2 separate regions of the Homo sapiens genome follow, and region 2 is linked to region 1. A link is an interaction called in ENCODE POLR2A ChIA-PET data of the cell type or tissue named here. Cell type or tissue: B cell. All regions are shown on one strand. Each heading gives the region's core, and the rest is flanking DNA. Links, peaks and the distances in the headings are about the cores only.

Region 1 (7,722 bases), core at 1,258-6,257:
AGGAATAGGGTAGATTTTGTGTCTTTGTGAGGCCTTTTTGAGTTTCAATGGAATCAAACCTAAGTTCTGCCAGTTACCAGTAATGTGATTCTGAGCCTCCTTATCTATTATAGGGATGAGAATAATACCTGCCTCACAAGATCCTTCAGAAGATTCAGTAAAATCTAGCTGGGCACGGTGGCTCACACTTGTAATCTTAGTACTTTGGGAGGCCAAGGTGGGTGGATCACTTGAAGTTAGGAGTTGGAGACCAGCCTGTTCAACGTGGCAAAACCCTGCCTCTACTAAAAATACAAAAAAAGGTCGCTGGGTGTGCTGGCAGGCACCTGTAATCCCAGCTACTCAAGAGGCTGAGGCAGGAGAATCACTTGAACCTGGGAGGCGGAGGCTGCATTGAGCTGAGATTGCGTCGCTGTACTCCAGCCAGGGCGACAGAGTGAAACTCCATCTCAAAACAACAGCAAACAAACAAACAAGATTCAGTGAAATCGTGTAAGAAAGCCCCTGAATGATGCAAGGATTCCTTCTGTGTTTCTACTTATGCAGGCAGACTCCACTCATCTATCGGACCTCTTTTTTTTTTTTTTTTCCAGAGACTGGAGTGCAGTGGTACAATCACAGCACGTTGCAACCTTGAATTCCTGGACTCAAGGAATCCTCCTGCCTCAGTCCCCCAAGTAGCTGGGACTGCAGGCCCATACCACCACACCCAGGAAAAAATTTGTTTTCTCGCTCTGTCGCCCAGGCTGAAATGCAGTGGCACAGTCTTGGCTTAATGCAGCCTCTGCCTCTGGGTTCAAGAGATTCTCCTGCCTCAGCTCCCGAGTAGCTGGGATTACAGGCATGCACCACTCCTGGCTAATTATTTTTTGTATTTTTAGTAGAAACGGGGTTTCACCATGTTGGCCAGGCTGGTCTCAAATTTCTGACCTCCAGTGATCTGCCTACCTTGGCCTCCCAAAGTACTGGGATTACAGGCATGAGCCTGTACGTGAGCACCCGGCTCCACGTATTTTTTTTTTTTTTTTTTTGAGAGGGTGTCTTGCTCTGTTCCACAGGCTGGAGTGCAGTGGTGCAATCTCGGCTCACTGCAACCTCCATCTTCCGGGTTCAAGCAATTCTCTGTCTCAGCCTCCTGAGCAGCTGGGATTACAGGTGTCCGCCACCACGCCTGGCTAATTTTTGTATTTTTAGTAGAGATGGGGTTTCACCATCTTGTCCAGGCTGGTCTTGAACTCCAGACCTCGTGATACACCCGCCTTGGCCTCCCAAAGTGCTGGGATTACAGGCATGAGCCACCACGCCTGGCCTGGCTCCAGGTACAGGTAATATATATATATATTTTAAGACCGAGTCTCGCTCTGTAGCCAGGCTGGAGTGCAGTGGCGTGATTTGGGCTCACTGCAACCTCTGTGTCCTGGGTTCAAGCTATTCTCCTGCCTCAGCCTCCCAAGTAGCTGTAACTATAGGCGTGTGCCACCACACCCAGCTAATTTTTGTATTTGTATTTATTATTTTTTTTTGAGACGGAGTTTCGCTCTTGTCACCCAGGCTGGAGTGCAGTGGCACGATCTTGGCTCACCACAACCTCCTCCTCCCATGTCCAAGTGATTCTCCTGCCTCAGCCTCCAGAGTAGCTGGGATTATCCGCACGTGCCACCACGCCCAGCTAATTTTGTATTTTTAGTACAGTCGGGGTTTCTCCATGTTGGTCAGGCTGGTCTTGAGCTCTCGACTTCAGGTGATCCACCCACCTCGGCCTCCCAAAGTGCTGGGATTACAGGCGTGAGCCACTGTTCCCGGCCCTAATTTTTGTGTTTTTAGTAGAGATGGGGTTTTACCATGTTGGGCAGGATGATCTCTATCTCTTGACCTCATGATCTGCCCACTTCGGCCTCCCAAAGTGCTGGGATTACGGGCGTCAGCCACCGCGCCCGGCTCCAGGTAATTTTAAAACAAAATTTTTGTAGAAGCCTGGTGTGGTGGTTCATGCCTATAATCCCAGCTCTTTGGGAGGCTGAGGCGAGTGGATTGCTTGAGGCCAGGAGTTGGAGACCAGCCTAGGCAACATGACAAAATCCATCTCTACATAAAATACAAAAATTAGCCTGGTGTGGTGGCATGTACCTGTAGTTCCAGCTACTCAGAAGGCTAAGGTGGGAGGATCGCTTGAGCCTGGGAGGTTGAAGCTGCAGTGAGCCGTGATCGCACCACTGCACTTCAGCCTGGGTGACAGAGTGAGACCCTGTCTTAAAAAAATTTTTTTAGGGCCAGGCGCAGTGGCTCAGGCCTGTAATCCCAGTACTTTGGGAGGCCAAGGTGGGTGGATCACGAGGTCAGCAGTTCGAGACTATCCTGACCAATGCGGTGAAACCCCGTCTCTACTAAAAATACAAAAAAATTAGCTGGGCATGGTGGTGGGCACCTGTAATCCCAGCTACTTGGGAGGCTGAGGCAGGAGAATCTCTTCAAACCAGAAGGTGGAGGTTGCAGTGAGCCAAGGCTGGACCACTGCACTCTAGCCTGGGCAACGAGAGCAAAACTCCATCTCAGAAAAAAAAATTTTTTTTTTTAAATAGAGATAGAGGCCAGGCACAGTGGCATACGCCTATAATCCTAGCACTTTGGGAGGCCGAAGCAGGCAAATCACTTGAGGTCAGGAGTTCAAGACCAGCTTGGCCAACGTGGTGAAACCGTGTCTCTACCAAAAATAGAAAAATTAGCTGGGCATGGTGGCAGGCGCCTGTAATCTCAGCTACTCGGGAGGCTGAGACAGGAGAATTGCTGGAACCTGGGAGGCGGAGGTTGCAGTGAGCCGAGATCACGCCACTGCACTCCAACCCAGGCTGACAACAGTGACCAAAAAAAAAAAATAGAGATGGGGGTTCTCACTGTGCAACCCAGCCTGATCTCAAACTCCTGGCCTCAAGCAAACCTCCCACCTCAGCCCTTAAAAGTTCTGGGATTACAGGCATGAGCCACCATGCCTAGTCATCTAATCCCTTGTTTAGCCTCTTCCACACACTGCTCTTGGGCAGCTGCAATCCAGCAACAATCCCCTCTCCTTTCTCTGACCTCCTGCAGTTTATGAGCCAAGCCTTCTCATGAAGCTCACTTGTCCTGAAATCACAGGCCCATGTTTGGCTTGAACCAGAGCTTTCGCCTTCACAGTTCAGGGGTTGTACATTAGGGTTCTTGCTTCCTGTCTAGGAGTACTGAGAGCTAGCAGGAAATAAGCACAGCTTCTGACTGACTTGTCAGAGTCCGGGCTCCACCACACTACCGCTGAGTGATTCTGGCCCCTGCACCTGATCTTAGAGTCTTGGCTTCCTCAACAGTAAAATGGGGTTCAGGCCAGGTTCAGTGGCTCATGCCTGTAATCCCAGCAGTTTGAAGGCCGTGGTGGGCGGATCCCTTGAGGTCAGGAGTTTGAGACCAGCCTGGACGACATGGCGAAACCCTGTCTCTACTAAAAATACAAAAATTAGCCACGCGTGGTGGTAGGCGCCTGTAATCCCAGCTACTCGAGAGGCTGAGGGAGGAGAATCTCTTGAACCTAGGAGGCAGAAGTTGCAGTGAGCCGAGATAGTGCCATTACACTCCAGGCTGGGTGACAGAGTGAGACTCTGTTTCAAAAAAAAAAAAAAAAAAGGCCGAGCGCGGTGGTTCACACCTATAATCCCAGCACTTTGGGAGCTTGAGGCGGGCAGATCACGAGGTCAGGAGTTCGAGACCAGCCTGACCAACATGGTGAAACTCCATCTCTACTAAAAATACAAAAATTAGCTGGGCTTGTTGGCACAGGCCTGTAATCCCAGCTACTGAGGAGGCTGAGGCAGGAGAATTGCTTGAAACCGGGGAGGCGGAGGTTGCAGTGAGCCGAGATCGTGCCACTGCACTCCAGCCTGGGCGACAGAGCAAGATTCTGTCTCAAAAAAAAGGGGTTCAAATGCTTTCTTTTCCATGCTGGTGAAGATGAAATGAGACAGTGAAGGTGGATAGTTCTAACCTAGAGCCTGGCACATGAACAACAGGAGCTCAACAGATGCCAAGCTCCTTCCTTCCTGGCTTTGCAGTGGGCTTTCCCTGTTTACTCTCTCCAACGGGGCATACACCTGTGGGCGCTCGTGCTCACTCATACCCGTGCACGTACACGTGATAGTGTCCCCCTTGCACCCCTGTTGAGACACATACTGAGTCAGAAATGGAAATTTTCCTCTCAACACCTCCCTAACTCTATTCATCAGCTTCCAGTTCCTATTCTCTGGGTCAGTGGGGACTCTCAAGTCCAGACTTGGGCCATGACCTTTCCAGTCTCCTGGTACAGTTCTTTCTTTTTTTTTTCTTTCTTTTTTTTTTTTTTTTGAGACGGAGTCTGGCTTTGTCCCCCAGGCTGGAGTGTAGTGGTGTGATCTCGGCTCACTGCAAGCTCCACTTCCCAGGTTCACACCATTCTCCTGCCTCAGCCTCCCGAGTAGCTGGAACTACAGGTGCCCGACACCACGCCCGGCTAATTTTTGTATTTTTAGTAGAGATGGGGTTTCACCGTGTTAGCCAGGATGGTCTTGATCTCCTGACCTCGTGATCCGCCTGCCTCGGCCTCCCAAAGTGCTGGGATTACAGGCGTGAGCCACTGCGCCCAGCCAGGTACAGTTCTAAAGGTGGCTGTTGAGTGGAGCCTGAGTGTCCCTACTGCCTCAAATCCTTCCCGCCATCAGCCAGGCCTTTACATTCCTCCCTCCCTGCCAGGACAACCTGTTTGCTTCACAGCTGCTGTGGAAAAGATAGGCAGCCTGGATTATCAAGACAGACAAGGCTCCTTGCTGACAGTTCCCACCCACCCAGAGGCAAGCGTTCCTGAGCCCTTAACCCCCTCTGTGCTGGGCCTTCAGGCCTAGGGACTGGGCACAGCAGGGAAGATGGGCAGGCCTGGTACCCTCTATATCGAATTCCTAAGGCTGGTGGGGTCATGAGCACAACAGGGTAGGAAACAGCATCACCTGCACACTCCAGGTGCCCATTCTATATACTAAGCCCTTTCCTTCCTGGGTTCATGGAAGTTCATGGTAAACAGGGCCTTAGCAGGCCTCTGAAGGCTCAGGCAGAATGCTCTATACTCTCCACTCTCTCTTCCTGAGGCTGGTTCCAGGCTCTGGGGACAGAGGCCTGGCTTTCTCCATTCCAGGGGTCCACTGGCATTAGTACAGGTGCTGAGGCATCCCCTCCTCACTCCCTACCCCCACATCATTGCCCCTTCCTCCTCTCCAGCACCCTTCAGATCTCTTTCAGCAAGGCCCCTCTCATCTTCTTGCTGAAGTCAGTGTCCCTGACACTAAGGCCAACCTGGACCATCTCCTAGTTGGGTCTCATTGCAGCCACTCAGGCCTCCTTTTCCTGAAGGTCAACAGGAAGCAGTGAAAAGACCAGTAGTGGGCCAGGCATGGTGGCTCATGCCTGTAATCCCAGCACTTTGGGAGGCTGAGGCAGGTGGATTGCTTGAGCCTCAGGAGTTCGAGACCAGCCTGGGCAACATGGTGAAACCCCATCTCTACTAAAAATACAAAAATTAGCCAGGCGGTGGTATGCAATTGTAGTCTCAGCTACTTGGGAGGCTGAGGCAGAAGAATCGCTTGAACCTGGGAGGTGGAGGTTGCAGTGAGCCGAGATAGTGCCACTGCACTCCAGCCCAGCAGAGCGGGACTCCATCTCAAAAAACAAACAAACAAACAAAAATTAGCCAGGTATGGTGGTGCATGTCTGTAGTCCCAGCTACTCAGGAGGCTGAGGTAGGAGGTTCACTTGAGCTTAGGGAAGTCAAAGCTGCAGTAAGTCGTGATGGTGCCACTGCATTCCAGCCTAGGCGACAGAGAGAGACTATCTCTCTATCTTGAAAAAAAAAAAGTCTGCTCCCTCAAATGTTTTTCCCATTTCAGTAAATAACAACTCCGTTCTTCCGTTCTTCCAGATGGGACGAAGATCTTGGAGGCAATTTATTTTCTTTTTTTGGACATGTTCCAGATTTTGATCTTCACGCTGGTTAGAAAGGTATATGCATTTATGAAATTTTATTATATGTAAAATTCACAAGATTTGTACCCCTTTCGCTATGTAAGTTATACTTCCAATTTAAAAGCAACCACTCAATTCCCTATTTTCTATGTATTAATCACAATTTTTTTTGTTTTGTTTTTTGAGACAGGGTCTTGCTCTGTCACCCAGGGCAAAATGCAGTCACCCAGGGCAAAATGCAGTGGCATGAACATGGTGTGTCCAGAATTGGTGGGTTCTTGGTCTCATTGACTTCAAGAATGAAGCTGCAGACCCTCGCAGTGAGTGTTACAGTTCTTAAAGATGGTGTGTCCGGAGTTTGTTCCTTCTGATGTTTGGACGTGTTCGGAGTTTCTTCCTTCTGGTGGGTTCATGGTCTGGCTGGCTTCAAGAGTGAAGCTGCAGACCTTCGCAGTAAGTGTTACAGCTCTTAGGGCGGCACGTCTGGAGTTATTGGTTCCTCCCGTCCGGAGTTGTTCATTCCTCCCGGTGGGTTCGTGGTCTTGCTGGCCTCAGGAGTGAAGCTGCAGACCTTCGCAGTGATTGTTACAGCTCATAAAGGCAGTGCGGACCCAAAGAGTGAGCAGCAGCAAGATTTATTGCAGAGTGAAAGAACAAAGCTTCCACAGTGTGGAAGGGGACCTAGCGGCTTGCCCGCAATTTATTTTCTTAATTAACTTTTTGCTGAAGTAGAACATATATTCAAAAAGTGCATGACTCATAAGTGAATTATCACAAAGTGAACACACCCATGTAATCACCATCCAGGTCAAGAAACAGGACATTCTCAGGGGGCTCCTGTGCCCTCTATTTCTGTCTCTTCTTCCCCAAAGGTGACCTTTAGCTGATCTAATGTCATAGATTAGCTTTGCCTGCTTTTTGGACTTTATATGGAATGATACAATCTATATTATTATTATTATTATTTTTTGAGATGGAGTCTCGCTCTGTTGCCCAGGCTGGAGTGCAATGGTGTGATCTCAGCTCACTGCAACCTTTGCCTCCCGGGTTCAAGCAATTCTCCTGCCTCAGTTTCCCAAGTAGCTGGGACTACAGATGTGCGCCACCACGCCCAGGTAATTTTTGTATTTTTAGTAGAGACGGGGTTTCACTATATGTTGGCCTGGCTGGTCTCGAACTCCTGACCTCAGGCAGTCCACCCGCCTCAGCCTCCCAAAGTGCTGGGATTACAGGCGTGAGCCACCATACCCGTCTATTATTATTTTTGGGACAGGGTCTCACTGTGTCTCCCAGGCTGGAGTGCAATGGTGCAATCTTGACTCACTGCAGCCTCAACTCAACGTCCCGGGCTGAAGCAATCCTCCCACCCCAGCCTCCCGAGTAGCTGGGACTATAGGTGCAAACCACCATGCCCAGTTAATTTTTTTTTTTTGTATCTTTTGTGGAGACAGGGTTTTGCCACACACTCAAGCAATCTGCAATCTGCCCACCTCATCCTCTCAAAGTGCTGGGATTACAGGTGTGAACCACCGCACCCAGCCCATGTCTGGCTTCTTTCACTCAACATTACGTTTGCAAGATTTATTCAAGTATTTGCATGTAGCAGTAGTTCATTTGTTTTTATTACTGCATAGTATTCAATTTCATGAATATGATACACATTTTTCATTCTACCATTGATGAACATTTGAGTTGTTTGAATTTGGGGGCCAT
Region 2 (7,460 bases), core at 1,652-6,651, 200 kb before region 1:
ATGTTCTTGCCCACTTTCTCTACTGGAACCTCTCCTCCTACTTCTACAGGTCATATCCTACCTATTGACATCTCAGCCTAAGTAAACTCACTTTAGATGAGATGAGAATATGCATTTCCTTCTTCGCTTTTAGAGCAAGGTTTATTTTATTTGTTGCCAATATGTCTCCTGCACCAGAATACGGGCATCCTAGGGGCATGGACCTAGTCTTGTACGTGCCTGGCATGTGGTAGGCACTCATTAAATACATATTTATGCCAGGCATGGTGGTTCACGCCTATAATCCCAACACTTTGGGAGGCTGAGGCAGGCGGATCACCTGAGGTCAGGAGCTCGAGCCCAGGCTGGCCAACATGGTGAAACCCCGTCTCTGTTAAAGATACAAAGAAAAAATTAGCTGGACGTGGTGGTGGGTGCCTGTAATCCCAGCTACTTGGGAGGCTGAGGCAGGAGAATTGCTTGAACCTGGGAGGCGGAGGTTGCAGTGAGCTGAGATCGTGCCACTACACTCCAAGCCTGGGCAATGGAGCGAGACTCTGTCTCAAAAAAACGTATATGTATATGTATATGTATTTGTCCTAGCTACCTGGGAGGCTGAGGTGAGATTATGGCTTGAGCCCAGGAGGTGGAGGCTGCAGTGAGATGTAATCACACCACTGCACTCCAGTCTGGGTGACAGAGCAGGACCCCATCTCAGAAAATAATAAGTTTTTGTTGGATTAGCAAGTAGATTAAGTTCAGTTCTACATTTAAAACCCTGCAATGGCTTCCCAGTGCCTAGATCCTTATGACTTCTCCAACCCTTATGAACCATTCTTCCTCTCCTGGGCCTTCTCTGTACCTGCCACAGTACACGTGTTGTGCTAGAAGCACACGTCTCTGACATCACTCCCCAAACCATCTCCAAAGAAGCCAGCTCCTCTGCTGAACTAATTCCTCCTTACTCTTAAGGTCTTTGTTTAAAGTCACTTCCTCAAAACCAGGTTAGGTTGTCTTATTACAGGATCCCATGCTATTCTTATCATCAATTCTCTAAATCAGGGGTCACAAACTAAGGCCTGTGAGCCAAATAAGGTCACCCCCATTCATTTACATGTTATGTATGCTGTGCTACAGTGGCAGATTTGGCCCTATAGAGAAAAGGAAAGGTTTGCCAACCCCTGTGCTAGAGCAGGAACTATGCGCTCCTCAATGTGTGTACCACAAGGTTCAGTAACTGTTAATCTCTCTTTGTGTTGCAGGGGTTCTGAATCTGGTTACATATTTCAGTTGTACTCTTCTTTAGCCCTTACCCTGTTTCTCTAAAGAAATGTGGAAAGAAAAGGAATACTTTTTTTTTTTTTTTTTTTGAGACGGAGTCTCGCTCTGTCACCTTGGCTGGAGTGCAATGGCATGATCTCGACTCACTGCAAGCTCTGACTCCCACGTTCAAGCGATTCTCCTGCCTCAGCCTCCTGAGTAGCTGGGATTACAGGCGTGCACCACCACACCCGGCTAATTTTTGTATTTTTAGTGGAGACAGGGTTTCATCATGCTGGCCAGGCTGGTCTCGAGCGTCTGACCTGACCTGAAGTGATCAGCCTGCCTCAGCCTCCCAAAGTGCTGGCATTATAGGCGTGAGCCACCGCGCCCAGCCGAATAAATAATATTTTTAAATGAACAAAATTAACTTTTTCTGTATTTTAACATCTTGACTTCATGTAATTAGGTTTTCAGGGTTTTTTTAATTACAAAGCCTTCTGAATTCCAGATTTAAAAGGACTTAAGTAGACTCTAAATACTTTTATCTATTAAACTTTTAGGTTTTGAAATTCCAAATTGGATATTCACTTATGGATACCTTTGGAATAGTCCTAGTCCCTTGCCCATAAAATATAGGATACAAGTGTAATCCCAGCACTATGAGAGGCTGAGACGGGCGGATCACAAGGTCAGGAGATTGAGACTATCCTGGCTAACACGGTGAAACCCCGTCTCTACTAAAAATACAAAAAAAAAAAAATAGCTGGGCGTGGTGGTGGGCACCTGTAGTCCCAGCTGCTTGGGAGGTTGAGGCAGGAGAATGGCGTGACCCCAGGAGGCGGAGCTTGCAGTGAGCCCAGATCATGCCACTGCACTCCAGCCTGGGTAACTGAGCAAGACTCCGTCTCAAAAAAAAAAAAAAAAAAAAAAAAGTGTGTGTGTGTATATATATATATATATATATATATATATATGTATGTGTGTGTGTATACATATGTATGTATATGTGTATATATGTGTGTGTATATATGTATATGTGTATATATATATAAATACGTGTGTGTGTGTGTGTTTTATATATATATATGTATATATGATACAAGACAACATGGAATGTCTTGTAGCTTAAACTCCACCCTAGACTTCTGGGGCTGTTCTCCAGAGCACCACGCCTAAATGTTTGCTCATGTTGCCTTTTTCCAGACTGTTTTCTTAAATCCTCTTTTATTCAGGCATCACCTTTTCTCAGATATTCCCCAACCTTCCCATTGCTCTCATAGTCCAGTTATATAACTTAACATAACCCTATTGTGCTTTGTCATAACGTTATTAACAAGTTTTTTGAGATAGATTGTGAACTCCACCAAGACTGTGAACTCCACCGGGGTAGGAAGCATATTTTACTCATTTTTATATACACAAGTCCCAGCACAGAGCTTGACTCTAAAAAAAAAAAACCCAGCAAATGTTAATTGAAGCTGCAAAGTGGAAGGAATTAACAGACTAGATCTCTTTTCACTCTGGTCTCCTCTTAATTGCCTACTACAACTTCTTGTTCAAAGGGAGGGACTGCAGAGGGCCTCCCTTGTGGCAATCTGATCCCAGTTCCATTCCTCTTCCAGCGAATGTCATGGTAACCACCAGCCTCTCCCATTGAGCCACATCTTGTTCTGCAGCTGTGCTTCTGACTAGAGAAACCTCTCCCTCCATCTCCCCACTGCCCTTCTAGACCTATTCCAGTTGCAAATTTAACTTACAGTGTGAGTATGGGGAAAATTTTAAGAGCATAAGTGCTAAATACAACATCCAAACTACATCAGGCTCATCATAGATACCATGTATTAATAATAATCATACACAAATAAATACATTAGTGTCTTTATTCTAGAGTAGTTCCCGCTTGTCAGTCTCAGACTGCAGTGCTACTGCAGTCTGCACATCTAGCTCCTGCAAGTTGCAGCAAGTCAGAATTGCTTCTGGCACACCTCTTATAACTGGAAGTCTTGGTATTGAGCTAGATTGGAGGCATTCCCCAGCTATAGCATAGTGTGTGCTTTATTGCTAACCTAGGCGATGGGAAGAAAGAGAACACAGCTATCTTTCCAAGCTGTGTGCAGCATGGAGCACCAGCTGCCCTTGAGACAGAAGAAAGCTGTTGTTTTCATCAGGTAGGCTGTGTGTTTCTCTGTTAAGTAGGCTGAGGGGCATCTGGTCTGCAGGAGCTGGCATTTAATTTGAAGATGTTGAGGCCTTAAAAGATTGAACTTGTGGGTCTGATAGCCTAATTAGAACAAGCTATGTGTGGGGGCTGCCGTACTCAAATCTGTTTTTAATGGCTCAGTTCAGGGCTGAGGGGGAGCAATGTCAAAATTAAAATTAGAGCTCTAGATTTAATTGGCAGAAGTTTAAGACTTTCACTTTTGGCAGTGCTCAAGCTAAATGACCTTAAGGATAGAGATCTTGGGGTCATGGGGGAGCATCACCCTAACCCCTAGGCTTACTATACCGCATCTCTTTAGGGTCTTTACAGTCACTCCTCAACTTTTTGGACTCAGGACCCCTTTATACTCTTAAAACTTATTTAGGACTTCAAAGACATTTTGTTTATGTGAGTTATATCCTTTGATATTTACCAGATTCGAAATTAAAACTCAGTGAGACATTTAAAAATATTTATTGATTTATTTTAAAGTAGTAAACAATAATACTTTTTATGAATAACAGTAGTTTTTTGGGTTTTTTTGTTTGTTTGTTTGTTTTGAGACGGAGTCTCACTGTCGGTGCAGTAGCACCATCTTGGCTCACTGCAACCTCTGCCTTCCAGGTTCAAGCAATTCTCCTGCTTCAGCCTCCTGAATAGCTGGGACTACAGGCGCCTGCCACCATACCCAGCTAATTTTTCATTTTTAGTGGAGGCAGAGTTTCACCATGTTGGCCAGGCTGGTCTCAAACTGCTGACCTCAGGTGATCGGCCTGCCTCGGCCTGGGGTTACAGGCATGAGCCACAGCACTCGGCCGAATAATAATAGTTTTTAAAACAAAACATTTTAGTAAGAATGGACTGGGTGTGGTGGCTCACTCCTGTAATCCCAGAACTTTGGAAGGTCGAGGCAGGTGGATCACTTGAGCTCAGGAGTTCGAAACCAGCCTGGCTAACATGGTGAAACTTTGTCTTAAAAAATAAATGAATAGCCGGGCGTGGTGGCTCACGCCTGTAGTCCCAGCACTTTGGGAGGCCAAGGCAGGTGGATCACTTGAGGTCAGGAGTTCGAGACCAGCCTGGCCAATATGGCCAAACCCCATCTCTACTAAAAAAAACAAAAATTAGCTAGACGTGGTGGCGAGCGCCTGTAGTCCCACCTACTCGGGAGGCTGAGGCAAGAGAATCGCTTGAACCCAGGAGGCGGAGGTTGCAGCGAGCCAGGATCGTGCCATTGCACTTCATCCTGGGTGAGAGAGTAAGACTCTGTCTCAAAATAAGTAAATTAAGTAAGAATGACATTCTTTGTTTTTTAGTACAATGTTTTAATGTCTGCTCTAACAGAATACAGCTGTGTTCTCATATGTTTTTGCATTCAGTCTGTTGTGATAACCACATGTCCTATAACCTCTGGAAAACTCCACTCTATGCTCCTGAGAGAACAGAGGGACTGGCCCCTGGACCACGCCCTGAAAACTATTGATAGATGTGGTACTGTCAACCATGAAGAGTCAGACAGACCTCAGCACTTACAGATGATAGTTTTGTCACCTTGAACAAATGACTACATCTCTCTGAGTCTGTTTCCTCCTCTGTTGAGAGAGAAGTGTGCTGTAACTCATAGGACAGTGTAGGGATTAATAGAATACTTGTTCTCCTTGATAGGGACATAAAATAGTAGGGTATTTGTTAGTGTCTGGCACTTGGTAGGTGTGTAATAAGCATTATTCCTCAGGGTACTTTTTAAAAAATTGCTTAAAATACCCAAGAGAGACCCATATTATTTTGATTGGGTTTTGTGTGTGTGTTGTGAGTTTATTGTCCAGTTCTCTTCCTGTGCCTGTTCTGTGTGTCTATTGTAATATATAAAACGATTTTATGGTCCTTATTTTCATATTTCTATCTCTAGGAGACATTCAACTCCTTGAAAATGAACAATCCGGCCAGGCGCGGTGGCTCACGCCTGTAAATCCCAGCACTTTGGGAGGCCGAGGCGGGCAGATCACCTGAGGTCAGGAGTTCAAGACCAGCCTGACCAACATGGAGAAACCCCCTCTCTACTAAAAATGCAAAATTAGCCAGCATGGTGGTGCATGCCTGTAATCCCAGCTACTCGGGAGGCTGAGGCAGGAGAATCGCTTGAACCCAGGAGGTGGAGGTTGCGGTGAGCCGAGATCACGCCATTGCACTCCAGCCTGGGCAACAAGAGCGAAACTCCATCTCAAAAAAAAAAAAGAAAGAAAATGAACAATTCTCTTCAAATCCCCAGCTCTTAGCAGAGTATATGTACATTGTAGGCATTCAGTTAGGTTTGTGGAAAGAATGGCATCTGAAACCTCAACCGAAAATTGAACATTCCCCCTCCCTCCTATACCTTCAGTTTTGTTTTCTTGAGTTTAGTTAATCTCAAGTTCATTGGTTATAGTATTGATTGAGCTCCGTAAGGGCAATTTTGAGGAGAATTAGAGCCACAGAACTTAAGGCACCTTCAGGTAGCCATTAGCCACCCTTCTCTTCTCTCCCCTCCCACTGCCATCTTTAACTGGGAAGATGGCAGCAATATGAAAACGTAAGTAGTTTATTTAACAGACACTTAACAGTTGCTAATTTGTTAGCAGCTAATTTGTTGCTAATGTGTTGCAGCACACCTGAAGGGATATAGCTTTTCTGGTGCAGAATCACAGAGTGCCTTGTAATGCCTCTTGTATTGCCATTTATGTTTTCATGATTTTTATTAGTCTCTCTATTGGATATGTTCTTTATCTTCCAGAAGCTTGTAGTCTAAGTGAGAGAAAGGTACATGGGATATATCCCATAGACCATTTTACTGGATGGGGTGAGGAGTGATGCTGAGTGTGTCAGCAGCCAGCTTTAGGGTTCCACAATGGAATCTTGTTGTGATGATGTGTGCTGTTTTTTAAGTCCTACTCAAGGCCCATCAAGCTCCATGTTACGGTTCTTGAAGATCCCTACTGTCGTTTCCAGGCTTTGGATGAGTCTGAAAGCAGGGAAGTAGAAGATAAAGTTGGGGTTGGTTGGTACAGAATTACAGAATGCTAAGGAAAATTAGGCTCAGGATTCAAATTCAAACTCAGGTTAACCCATCTTGAAACAATAGGTTCTTTCCCCTATGTCATGTAATATTCTCAACTATCCTGTAAGGTAGGTAGCGCTATTACCATTTTCCAGGTTAAGAAAGTGATATTCAGGCATGTCCAATAATTTGCTTAAGTTTATGTTTAGCCCGTAGGGTATGAAACCAGGATTTGATTTCTACTCTTGAGCCCAGCAGTCTTTCCATTTAACCATGTTGCATTTATTTTGTAGGACATGGAAGCCTTTCAAGATTTTTTGCCTGCAAGGGGAGTAAATGATAAAACTAGGCCCTTTTTGGACCCAAATGCTCCCAACCAGTACTCACACAAATTGGCTCAAGTTCATGAAGTATTTGTGTGTTTAATCTATTGAAAAGAGATTTTGCTTTTGACTTTGCTAATAAGTATGAATAGTGTATGTAAACATATGAAAGCACCTTTTATAAAGTTGGCACTTATTGTTTCCAAGCCTCCTAGAAGCAGATCACATAATCTCACTCTACCACCATATCCCCACTTAATTGTCCCTACATTAGTTTCTTTCCTCATTTGCCCATTCCTGTCTTCAAATGGTAAGTGAGGTAAAACTTTGGGGAAGAGAGATGATACATATACAAGTCTGGTATAATTGCCTTCTTTTTCTTTTTTTCTTTTCTTTTTTTTTCTTTTTTTTCGAGGCAGATTTTGCTCTTGTTGCCCAGGCTGGAGTGCAGTGGTGCAATCTCAGCTCACTGCAACCTCCACCTCCCGGGGTCAAACCATTCTCCTGCCTAAGCCTCCAGAGTAACTGGGATTACAGGCACCTGCCACCATACCCGGATAATTTTTGTATTTTTAGTAGAGACGGGGTTTCACCATGTTGGCCAAGCTGGTCTCGAACTCCTGACCTCAGGTGATCCACCTGCCTTGGCCTCCCTAAGTGC

Evidence for each region. ChIA-PET counts read pairs that join two places held together with the same protein. Peaks named below come from ENCODE experiments on the same cell type or tissue, not always from the same donor. Only the 100,000 strongest peaks of a DNase experiment are listed, where the experiment ranks them.
Region 2: POLR2A ChIA-PET joins it to region 1 with 5 read pairs; 2 of 35 experiments call an interaction of 5 or more read pairs at or near these places.

What each region holds. Positions count from the first base shown.
Region 1 is chr17:28,868,130-28,875,851 of GRCh38, forward strand. No RefSeq gene overlaps it. Among named protein-coding and RNA genes, the nearest start is that of MIR4732, 10 kb to the left of the region's middle. RefSeq lists an enhancer at 3,438-3,507. In B cell, for the core only: no CTCF peak of the experiment used is centred there; a DNase peak (open chromatin) is centred at 3,252; H3K27ac peaks cover 1,618 bases.
Region 2 is chr17:28,665,221-28,672,680 of GRCh38, forward strand. The region is part of intron 1 of SUPT6H (SPT6 homolog, histone chaperone and transcription elongation factor); the gene reads left to right. Among named protein-coding and RNA genes, the nearest start is that of SUPT6H, 6.7 kb to the left of the region's middle. In B cell, for the core only: no CTCF peak of the experiment used is centred there; no DNase peak of the experiment used is centred there.